Linked DNA regions of Mus musculus: region 2 is linked to region 1. A link is a loop called in an ENCODE intact Hi-C map of the cell type or tissue named here. Cell type or tissue: heart. All regions are shown on one strand. Each heading gives the region's core, and the rest is flanking DNA. Links, peaks and the distances in the headings are about the cores only. Region 1 has its middle 23 kb from the start of Glul. Region 2 overlaps LOC108167736 (a long non-coding RNA gene).

Region 1 (5,378 bases), core at 223-5,222:
AGAGAGAGAGAGAGAGAGAGAACAGAATTTACATTTGATCAGGTTTTATTTAATCACAGAAAATAGTTTTTTGGTTTTTGGTTTTTGGTTTTTTGAAGTAGGGTTTCTCTGTGTAGCCTTGACTGTCCTAGAACTTACTCTGCAGACCAGGCCTCGAACTCACAGAGATCTGCCTGCCTCTGCCTCAAGGCATGTGTGACCACCTCCCAGCCCACAGAATAGAATTTTTAAGTGTGAATACTTGGTGTATTCTTCAGGTCTCAGGAAATAGAATCTGTAGGATATAATATAGGCATATACATTTATATCAAGAGGAGAGAGAGATTTGTGTTAAGAAAACGACAAGGGCTGACTCTGTGATTCATTGTACAGTACTTGTGTGAGGTTCTTGGCTTGAGCCCCAGTGCCACTAAAGAAAGCAGGGGTGAGACGGAAAAGAAGGAAGTTCATGTAAGTGTGGGGGCTTTGGGAGTCCAGACTCTGGTGACTAAGCCTGGCTGCAGACCTGGGGAAGAAAGGCAATCCGAGTCCAAAGGTGGTCAGGTTAACAGCATCTCTTCTTGTTGGGGGAGGTCAGGGTTTGGTTTGAGTTTTGGTGTTTTGCTCTTTGAGGGACAAGTTCTCTTGAGGATAGCCCAGAACTCGAGAGCCTCTGCCCTCAGTCTACAGGTGTGTGCCAACTCCCGCAGCTTAGTTTTATCTAAGACTTTAAACTGGTTGGGTAAGGCCCACACACAATATGGGGAGGGAAGTCTTTCATTCAATGTCTACCTATACAAATGCCAGTCTCATTTTAAAAAAATAAATAAATAACTACCTTTACTGGCAAAATCCAAAACTGTTGGCCAAACATCTAGGCATTTGCCAGGCTGATACTTAAAAGTTTGCCCAACACACTTTCTTTCCTAAAAGCTTTGTATAAATAAAGACTATGAAGATAAAAGGGAGCTTTGTATTGTTGCTTCTCATGCCTTATCAGTGTTTGCATAAAGCTTTATAGAAACCATTTAAGGTGTTCAAGTTCTAGCAGGCTGAAGGAGTTTTCAGGCAGTTGTAATTGTATACCTGAGGTGGGTTTATTGTCTAGGGCAGTGGTATTCAACCTGTGGGTTTCCGCCCTTTGGGGGTGGAGCAAGGGGTAGGGAAGGATATCAGATATCCTTCCTATCAGATATTTACATTATGATTCATAACAGTAGCAAAATAACAGTTATGAAGTAGCAACAAAAAAAAAACTTTATGGTTGGGAGTCACCACAACATGAGGAACTGTATTTAAAGTTCGCAGCATTAGGAAGGTTGAGAATCACTGCAGAGAGAGGGAGAGGGAGAGGGAGAGGGAGAGGGAGAGGGAGAGGGAGAGGGAGAGGGAGAGGGAGAGGGAGAGGGGAAAGGGAGAGGGAGAGGGGAGAGGGAGAGGGAGAGGGAGAGGGAGAGGGGAGAGGGAGAGAGGGAGAGGGAGAGGGAGAGGGAGAGGGAGAGGGGGAGAGGGAGAGGGAGAGAGGGGGAGAGGGGGAGAGGGAGAGGGAGAGAGGGGGAGAGGGGGAGAGGGGGAGAGGGAGAGAGAGAGGGAGAGGGAGAGAATATTGTGGAGTTTTTTTGTGTTGTTTTCTGCTTTGCAGTAGAACCTTGCACAGAGCTACAGATTTTCTTTGCCATGAAACTGGGGGTTTGAACCTAAGGCCCTGTGCATGTATATGAAAATGAATTCTCCCACTGAATTATATGCCTAGTCACACACCTTCTCCTTGATTTTTTGTTTTGTTTTGTTTTTGTTACTGTTTGGGGGTTGTTGGTTTTTTGGAGACAAGATCTTGTACAGCCGAGGTCAGTTTAGAACTGTCCATGTAGCCAAAGCAGACTTTGAACTTCCTTTTTCTCCTGCCTCCTCCTTATAGGTGTGTACCACCTTATCTGATTTTATGTAATGCTAGATAAATAAACAACATTCCCAGCACTAACCATTAGCTCTTTTCTAAATTTTGTTTTGATACAGTCCTGCTAAATTGCACAGACTAGTCTCTAACGCTCTTAACTCTTCCCAGGTAGCTGGGATTACAGACATGCACTGCTGTACTTAGCTAAACACTACATTTGTATATGTTTTTGTTTGTTTGTTTAGTTGGTTGTGTTTTTGAGATAGGGTTTCTCTGTGTAACTGTCCTGGAGCTCACTCTGTAGACCAAGCTGGCCTCAAACTCACAAAGATCCGCCTGCCTCTGCCTCTCGAGTGCTGGGATCAAAGGTGTGCACCACAGCCCCTGGCTCGTTTAGATTATTCGGTGTGGTGCAGTGACTCAAGGTGAGAGTATGGTGAAGGTTACAGAACCCTGGATTTCCGAGGGATGCTAGCATTTGGGCAGGAAAGTCTGGAGACCAAAGTCATTTTCAACTATGCAGAGTTTACAGACAGCTTGCACTACATAAAAACATACCCAAAGCAAAGAGCACTTCTTCAGTTAGTATCTCTAAATTTGCAAGACTAGACAGAAAATGGGTTCCCAACAGTGCCTCTTGAAGGGAAAGAATGAGGCAGTTTTTCCAGATCATGTCTTCTGGAACGCTTGTCTGCCTGCCTTCCCTGACAAGGCTGCATGACCCTCAGGAGAAGGCGCTAGGCAACAAGAAGCTCTGGGCCAAAGGGAGGAGGGGACCTGGAACCCGAAGCTGCTATTTTTGTCTTCTCCAAGCTTGGTGGCAGGCAGGAATCTCCAGCAGGACCAATCTGCAGAGCCTAGGAGCCAGGAGGTCATATGGCTCTGACAAATGCAGGGCCCCACCCCTGCCCCACCTCCCAACACACCCCCAGGAACCTCCTGTCATCAGCCATCTTCGTCATCACCAGCCTAAGATAGAGGCATCCTGCAGCCTTTGCAGGAAAGGTCAGTTGACTTAAATAGCTGTCACCAAAGCTACAACTTTCCTGGCTGGGGAAAGGAAACCGGAGCCCTGAAAGCTGAGGTGCCATGGGGGCTCGACCCACCTCTAGGGTAGGGGAGGGACTGACAGGAAAAGGAGCCTAACAAGATTTGTCAGACATCTGCTATGTCCCTGACACAGGGCTTTGGCACAACTGCAGAGTGGCCTTACTTAGTCCAAGGGCTGTAAATCGACAGAAGCATTTTAGAGGTGATGAAACTGAATCTCAGGGAGATTAATAAAGTGACGTCCCCTTCTCTACCACCTGAGCACCCCAGAATCTCAAAAGTCCAAACTGCAGAGAAAGATAGCAACAAACACTTCTTCTTGCTGCTTCTCCGGCATTAAGATTATAAGCTAGTAGCCGGGCATGGTGGCACATGCCTTTAATCACAGCACTTGGGAGGCAGAGGCAGGCAAATTTCTGAGTTTGAGGCCAGCCTGGTCTACAAAGTGAGTTCCAGGACAGCCAGGGCTACACAGAGAAACCCTGTCTCCAAAAAAAAAAAAAAAAAAAAATACACACACACACATACATACATATATATATATATATATATATATATATATACATATATATATATATATATAAGCTTGTGTCTTGATTTTTGTTGTTGTTGTTTGTTGTTTCTGTTTTTGTTGTTTGTTTGTTTGTTTGGCTACTTAACGCAACCCTAGAGTTATCTTGAAGAGGAATGTCAATTGAGAAATACCTCCATCAGATCAACTTGAAGGCAGCTTTGTAGGGCATTCGTGACCAATGATTGATGTGGGAGGAGAGGGCCCGGCCCACCTTGGGTGGTGCTATCCCTAGGCATGTGATCTTGATAGTATAGGAAAGCAGGTTGAGCCTTGGTGGACAGTAAGAAGCTACTCCAGGCACTTCCTGTTTCAGTTCTTGCCTCCAGGTTCCAGCCCTGACTTCCCTCCTCTTCAGAATGGGAACAACCTTAAGCTGAAACAAATCCTTTCCTCCAGCAGTTGCTCTAGGCTGTGGTGTTTCTCACAGCAATAGAAACCTCACTAGGAGAGCATGCACCACCAAGTGTAGGTGTTGTCAGTAATTGTATAAATTCCAGGGATAATTCTATGAGTAAAAGCAGATATTATGCATATGATGTCTGTACATTAGCATGTATATACATGTATTTATGTACAATAGAATATATTTCTTTAAAAATAATATTTTCTTATACATTCCTTATATATTTATAAATTTATGTATAAATATGTTATACATAAATAAATTCTACTGTATATAAATATATGCACCCTCCCCATCACCACAGTTACGCTCTCATCCAAAGTTTCAGTCAGCTGAGGTTAACCTACATCTGAAAACACTCAGTGAAAAATCCCTGACTGCAAAAGTTAGATCGTGGTAGGCTGCTTGTCTAGCATGTGTGCGAGCCTGGGTTTGACCCTCTTCATCCCCCAAAGTCAAGAGTAGCAGGGATAGCCTTGCTACTCTGCCTGCCTGGGTCATGAACCATCCTTTCTTCAGAATTTATCCCAGCACTTGAGAGGCAGAGGCAGGTGGATTTCTGAGTCCGAGGCCAGCCTGGTCTATACAGAGAAACTCTGTCTCGAAAAAAACAAACAAACAAAAAAAGAGCAGTCTAGCCTGGGGCTCACACTGAGCCAGCCCCACCCCCACCCCCACTTTTGAGAACCTGCCACAGGGAGATTGCCTCTGGTTTGAGTTCCAAGGGCCTGGGTTTATTTTTCAAAAATTTATTTTTAGTTATGGAGATCAGGGGTACCTGTAGGTCCCTGCAGAGGCCAGAAGATTCGGGTTCCCTGGAGCGAGAGTCATGTGAGTGGTGTGAGCTGCCCTGGTGGATGCTAGGAACTGAATTCAGCTCTTCTGTGAGAATGGAGTATGCTTTTAACTACAGAAACATTCTCTTGGCCCCTCAGTGGTGAGTTTTATGAGACCCTATCAAAAGAGAGAAAGAGACAAAGAGAGACAGAGACACACAGAGAGTAAATTAGCCTGTGTACATTTAAGAAAAATATGGGCCGGGCATGGTGGCTCATGCCTTTAATCCCAGCACTTGGGAGGCAGAAGCAGGCGAATTTCTGAGTTCGAGGCCAGCCTGGTCTACAGAGTGAGTTCCAGGACAGCTACGGCTACACAGAGAAACCCTGTCTCGAAAAAAAAAAGAAAAAGAAAAATATGGTATATATGGGACTTGTTGTTATCTGAATTTTCAAGAATCTGTCAATCTGCGCTGACAATCAAAACAGCCCTGACATTAACCTGGAGTGTCCCCTGACTCTTAGCCCCAGTCCTGCCTGCTTAGAAACAGTTCTTTCTGGGAGTTCCTAGGGTCTCAGGTTTTGTCAGAACAGGAAGTAAAGAACTACCTGGAAATGTGTCCAGGGGCTGTTGCCACAGGGTTCCCACCTCTCAAAAGCGGCAGGCTTGTCTGGCTTTCTCAATGCTCTGCTCCCGCC
Region 2 (5,378 bases), core at 134-5,133, 110 kb before region 1:
GATGTGAGTGGTAGGGGTGGAGAAACGGCTCACAGGTAAGGACACTCGCATCACAAGCATAAGGATCCATGTCATTCAAGTCGATGTGGTTGCTCAAGCACCTGCAACCCCAGTGCTGGGGCAGAGGCAGAAGGGTCCCAGGCTTGCTGGCTGCTGCCTAGCTCCAAGTTCAGTGAGAGACCCTGTCTCCAGGGAATAAAGGCCAAAAAGTGATATCTTCCTCTGGTTTTAGTCTCTGCACCTGGACACACCCCCTCAAACTTACACACACACACACACACACACACACACACACACACACACACACACACACACACCCCTCCTCTGGCCTTGCACATCTTAGTTGGAGTATAAACGATGACTTGCTTCTAGAACCTTGACTACAGAGCAGTCTGGGAAGAACTCTGCTCCCAACCTGTTCTCCCTCAGACTGAGGCTGGGTCCAGGAAGCCAACCTACACACTGAATAAAAGGTCGTAGTCTATGTACTTCGCTATGAACTCTATACCAGGTTTGCTGCCCAACACTAAGTAAGTCAGGAACAACTGAGGAAGCAGAGCCCAAAGATCCTGTGTATCCCAGTCACAGAGTAAGGAGTGAACCTGGATGGGTGTGAGTTCTAGCTTACCCTGAGCCAAGCTCTCAGCCTTCCCTCCTCCCCTAGGGTATGGCCACACCTCTTGATGGCTACTAGAGGAATTCACTTATGGGATTAAACTAAACCTTGAATGCTTTGGCCTAACGACTGTCTCATCTTCTGTGTAAGAGCCAGGTCAGGAGGCAGGAGGCTGACTGAGCCACACAGCGGGGCATGCTCACTGTGCAGGGTGAGGCAGAGCTGTGTACACAAGTCGGAACTGTGGCTAGAAACTAGGGGAAAGGCCACCTTGCTGATTTGGATCTGCGCCACCACTTCCTGCCCCGACAAAAAGGCTGACGTTGTTGATGTCGACTGGCCTAACAAGGAAAAAGGACCCATGGATCCACCCAAGAGACCTTTTGTCTTTAGGTGAGAATGAAAATGTATCTTAGAGGAGAAAGAAACACATAGCATGTGAAGTCAAGCGCTCTGTGGCCTGTGATAATGGCTCTTGAGGGTGCTGACTGCTGATAAGCACGGACGCTGGCCTCGGCAGAAGCTGCGGCATGTCACTGCCCCCAGCACACACAGTGACTGTGCAGGTTCTCAAACGTCTACCATGCAAAGTGCCTTGTCCAACTCTTAGATGCTAGCCAGTCTCAGATGCTGTGCCTGGGAAGTCTCACTTTCCAGAACAGTAACTAAGGTCTGAATTTGGACCTGAGATGCTAGAGTCAGCAAACATGAACATAGTACACACAGACACAGACACACACACACACAGACACAGACACACACACACACACACACATTTGTTCATACACAAATTCACACACATACTTGGACACACATACACAGACCATGTTAATACTTGTAGAAACAGAAATATATTCACCCCAAATAAACACACTACATATACACTCACTCCACACAGAAACAGATACACAAATATAGAGCATAGATACGACACACACAATCATATAAACATTCAAAAATATCAAACATAGATAGAAACATATAATGCATATATGTTGGATGCGTCATATACATATCCCACAGAGACACACAGATAAACACTGCACACAGGTCTTATACACTAGATCACCACAATGTACACATACAGAGACGAAATGTAACATACTACTTGACACAAAGCTTTGGTTATGTTAGCTATGTATATAGGAGATAAGTATTTAAAAAAAAAAGAGGAAAGAAAATCAAAATGCAGCAAAAAAGTTATAAACTTGAAGAATCCTTGTTTAAAATGAACATATAAGATTCACTGTAACAAGAGAGCAGTAACAGGAACATAAATAGTTGACTTGAAATGGGTTGTTCTGTTCTAACAGGTTTTTGCTGTTGTTTTGTTTTGTTTTTTTTCAAGACAGAGTTTCTCTGTGAACTTCCGGTTGTAGACCAGGGTGGCCTCGAACTCAGAGATTCTCCGGTCTCTGCCTCTCAAATGCTGGGTTTAAAGGTGAGTGCCACACTGGCCGGCTCTAACAGTGCTTTTTATTAAGTGATGGTTCTTCTGTCCCTGTGCACTCACCGCGGCTGCTGAATATTGCCTGCTGAATTGCATCTCCTGAGTCTCTGGTATATCTACCACTCCCGCCCCCACTCTAGCCCCACGTGTCTGTTGAAGGAGCAACCCCTGCATAGCCTTTTCGGTGCCTGCTTGGACAGTGTTTGCCACTTCCTTCTTCCCCGTCTCCTTCCCTGCACCCTCCCTGCCCAAGTCAGGAAAGTCCCAGGGTGCTTGCCTCACAATACAAACCGGGAAGTTCAAGGATCCGATGCTGACCCTGGACATCAACTTCCCAGAATCCTGAGTCAGATGAAGCGCGTCACAGTTTAGCTCGGTGTGCCTAGGGGGCGCTCCGGTCCAGGAATTAAACTTCTTAACCGTTCCCTTTAGTATTTCAAGTTCCAGTAGGGAAGGGCTAGAGACTAAAATTAAGGGAGCCAGCAGGTGAGATGACAGCTGGAGCCTAGTAAAGAAGGGGTGGGTTGCTTAGGAATATGCCTCCAAGGTCTACTGTCTCTCTGAACTTCAAAGCTATAGGTGGCCCCACAGGACAACTCTCCCAGATGCTAAATCTGAGGCCAGAAGATGGAAGTCACATACTTACAGTCAGACCTAATTTGAAGCAATGGGTAACAGCAAATGTCAGAGTCACCCTTTGACGGAGCCACGGGTACTATCTTCATCTCCCCATTGCACAGTATTTTTCCATTAGTTCGAAATATGGATATTACCCTGCAGATGACATTTTACTAGAGAATTAAATAACTGCACTTTGTGCTTGATTATAAGAATGTAGAAGGACATATTAAAAGGAGTAAGTAAACTGCTACATACAAGTGTGCACTCCCTTGAGAGCCCTCAAAATACAGAACTCCAAATTTAAAAACACATTAAAGTGTGATTGCTTCCTTAGAAAATGTGTCATTTAGAGAGTTTGTTTTATTGTGTTATAATAGAACATTCTCGCTACATATTTCTTTCTTTTTCCTTTCTCTTCTTTTTTCTTTCTTTATTTGTTTTTCAAAACAGAGTTTCTCTATGTAGCCCTGGCTGTTTTAGACCTAGCCCTGTAAACCAGGCTAGCCTAGATCTCAGAGGTCCACCTACCTCTGCCTCCCCAGTGCTAGGACTAAAGGCATGCGTGTATCACCATAGCCACCTTCTCACTGTCTATTTCACCTCTGAGTTTTTCATCTAAAAAGGAGTAGGGGGTGGAACTCAAGGAACATGAGGAATGTGGATGAACTCATGTAACCTTTGGGCACTCGCATAATTTACAAACTAAGTGGGTATTACTGGGTTTTATTTATTTATTTTTAAACAGCAACATGTAGAGGTATTCGTAGAATAGCAACGTTGAACCAGTCCTACCTTCCATGCGAGCTCCTCATTCATAAGAGGCCCTGAGCCCCTGTGAGCCACTGTCTTCTCTAGAAAGTAAGAGTCCGAATCTGATGAGCTGTGTATCCCGCCGACAAGGTAAACCACAGTGCTGAATCCCCCTGGTACAGAAGTCACCCTAGGCTTGTCTCCACCTTCCTTTGGGGGAGGGGGTGCAGATTACTCTCCTTCCCAGACGCTCAGTTCTCGAGAATATAATGCAATACAGGTGCACTGGAATATTAAATAAGATAGGAAAGATAACATGTCTTGACATTGCCTGTTCCATCACAAGTACTCAGCCATTCTGGTTTTATCTCTTCTTCCAGCATTGGTGCTCCCCCATTGGACAATTGCATTAATATTAGGAAGAACTCACTGACTGAACCTGGTGGAATACACCTGTACTCTCAGGACTTGGAAGGCTCAGATGGGAAGGCATGAGTTTAAGAACAGCCTCTGCTACGCAGGTCCTTGTTTCACGATAGATAGATAGATAGATAGATAGATAGATAGATAGATAGATAGACAGATAGACAGCATCCTTCTGCACCAGGCTATCAGCCTGTGGATGTGGGTAGAAGACTCTGGCTCCTGGCTTCCTTAAAAAGCCCATGACTTTCAGTGTGTCTGGAGCCAAAGCCATTATGGGAAGTAGAGAGCCCTGCATACTCTTGGCCTCAACGAGTAGCTTTCAGTAGCAGGATTTTTACCCTGTCATTGGTTTGATTTTGTTTTCTTTCCTCTGCATTTACCTTTGCTCACTCTTACGCGGAGCTTACTTCATTTCGTTGAGATTTCCTTGACTGTTCCTCCCTTCACTCATGCTGCTGCTTCCTGCTTGGGTGTCCCTAGGCTCCCACCCCTTGCATTTGGCTAATCCCTCAGGGGGTTCAGCTTTCCTTCATGGAAATTTTTCTAACCCCTGACCACTCTCGCTATTTGTTTTCATAGCACCTTGTGCTTCTCCTTCCTTGACCTTATAGTACCATTACATAAGCATCCGTGTCCTGCTGGTCTGCCTCCTCCGCCAGGCTGAAAGTTCACAGAAGCAGCGAGCTTCTTTATTTGATTCCTTGGCATATCACAGGGCTCCATAATGTGAGTGGACTGAATGGATGGGTAAATGAACGGACTCCCAGAGGTCACTGCCATCCACATGAGGTGAACCACTCAAGAGTAGCAGGTCTATTTTCCCATATGCACTTCTATCTTTGCACTTGTTTCCAGGATTCCTCCAAATGGTCTTTCCCCTACATACTTAAAGGAATGAATTGATTTATTAGCCACATGAAAAATCCAACCACAGAATCCTGATTCAAACTTTCGCTCCAACAGTCATATTAACCTCCGTGGCTTCTACTGATGCATCTGATCTACTTTAGAGCATTCAAAAGGAGCAGGAGTTACTGATAACCAACTCTTAGCCTTCATGTTTAATCACATTTAATAAAGATCCTAGATTCACCCTCTTGAGAATTCCAACATTGATTGAGCCTCCAGTTAATCAAGTAAGCAGTTAGTCAGGCAGGCAGGAATTCTTTAATAGCAACCCATGTGCTTACCTAGAATCAGTCTTTCACTTTAACGGCATCTGCAACTAGAGAAAGAAAAGAAAAAGCAGAACTACAGGTTCCTCTGAATCATGGCCCAGCCCACTACCCTTACTCCTCTGTTTGCCCTTGCCCCTTGTCTTCTCAATGGAACAAACCACAAAACAATATGAAGGCCCCTCGCCTGAGTGATCCGTAGTTTTCCTCTTCCAGTCCAGGCTGACTAAGAATCATGTTGAATAGCCACAGACAGTTGTATAGGAACTATTTTCCAAAATAGCTTTCTGAGTTCTGCTGAGTTTGGGTCAGCCCTCGGGCTTTCTAACAATACAGCTTT

Evidence for each region. Peaks named below come from ENCODE experiments on the same cell type or tissue, not always from the same donor. Only the 100,000 strongest peaks of a DNase experiment are listed, where the experiment ranks them.
Region 2: it touches region 1 in a loop (2.7-fold over the local background); 5 of 42 quality-filtered maps call a loop at or near these places.

The regions. Positions count from the first base shown.
Region 1 is chr1:153,920,246-153,925,623 of GRCm38, reverse strand. No RefSeq gene overlaps it. Among named protein-coding and RNA genes, the nearest start is that of Glul, 23 kb to the right of the region's middle. In heart, for the core only: no CTCF peak of the experiment used is centred there; a DNase peak (open chromatin) is centred at 2,783; H3K27ac peaks cover 1,111 bases.
Region 2 is chr1:154,029,799-154,035,176 of GRCm38, reverse strand. All of the region lies in intron 3 of LOC108167736 (a long non-coding RNA gene), which reads left to right. Among named protein-coding and RNA genes, the nearest start is that of Gm46165, 31 kb to the left of the region's middle. In heart, for the core only: a CTCF peak has its summit at 2,450; DNase peaks (open chromatin) are centred at 846 and 2,366; H3K4me3 peaks cover 835 bases; H3K27ac peaks cover 2,138 bases.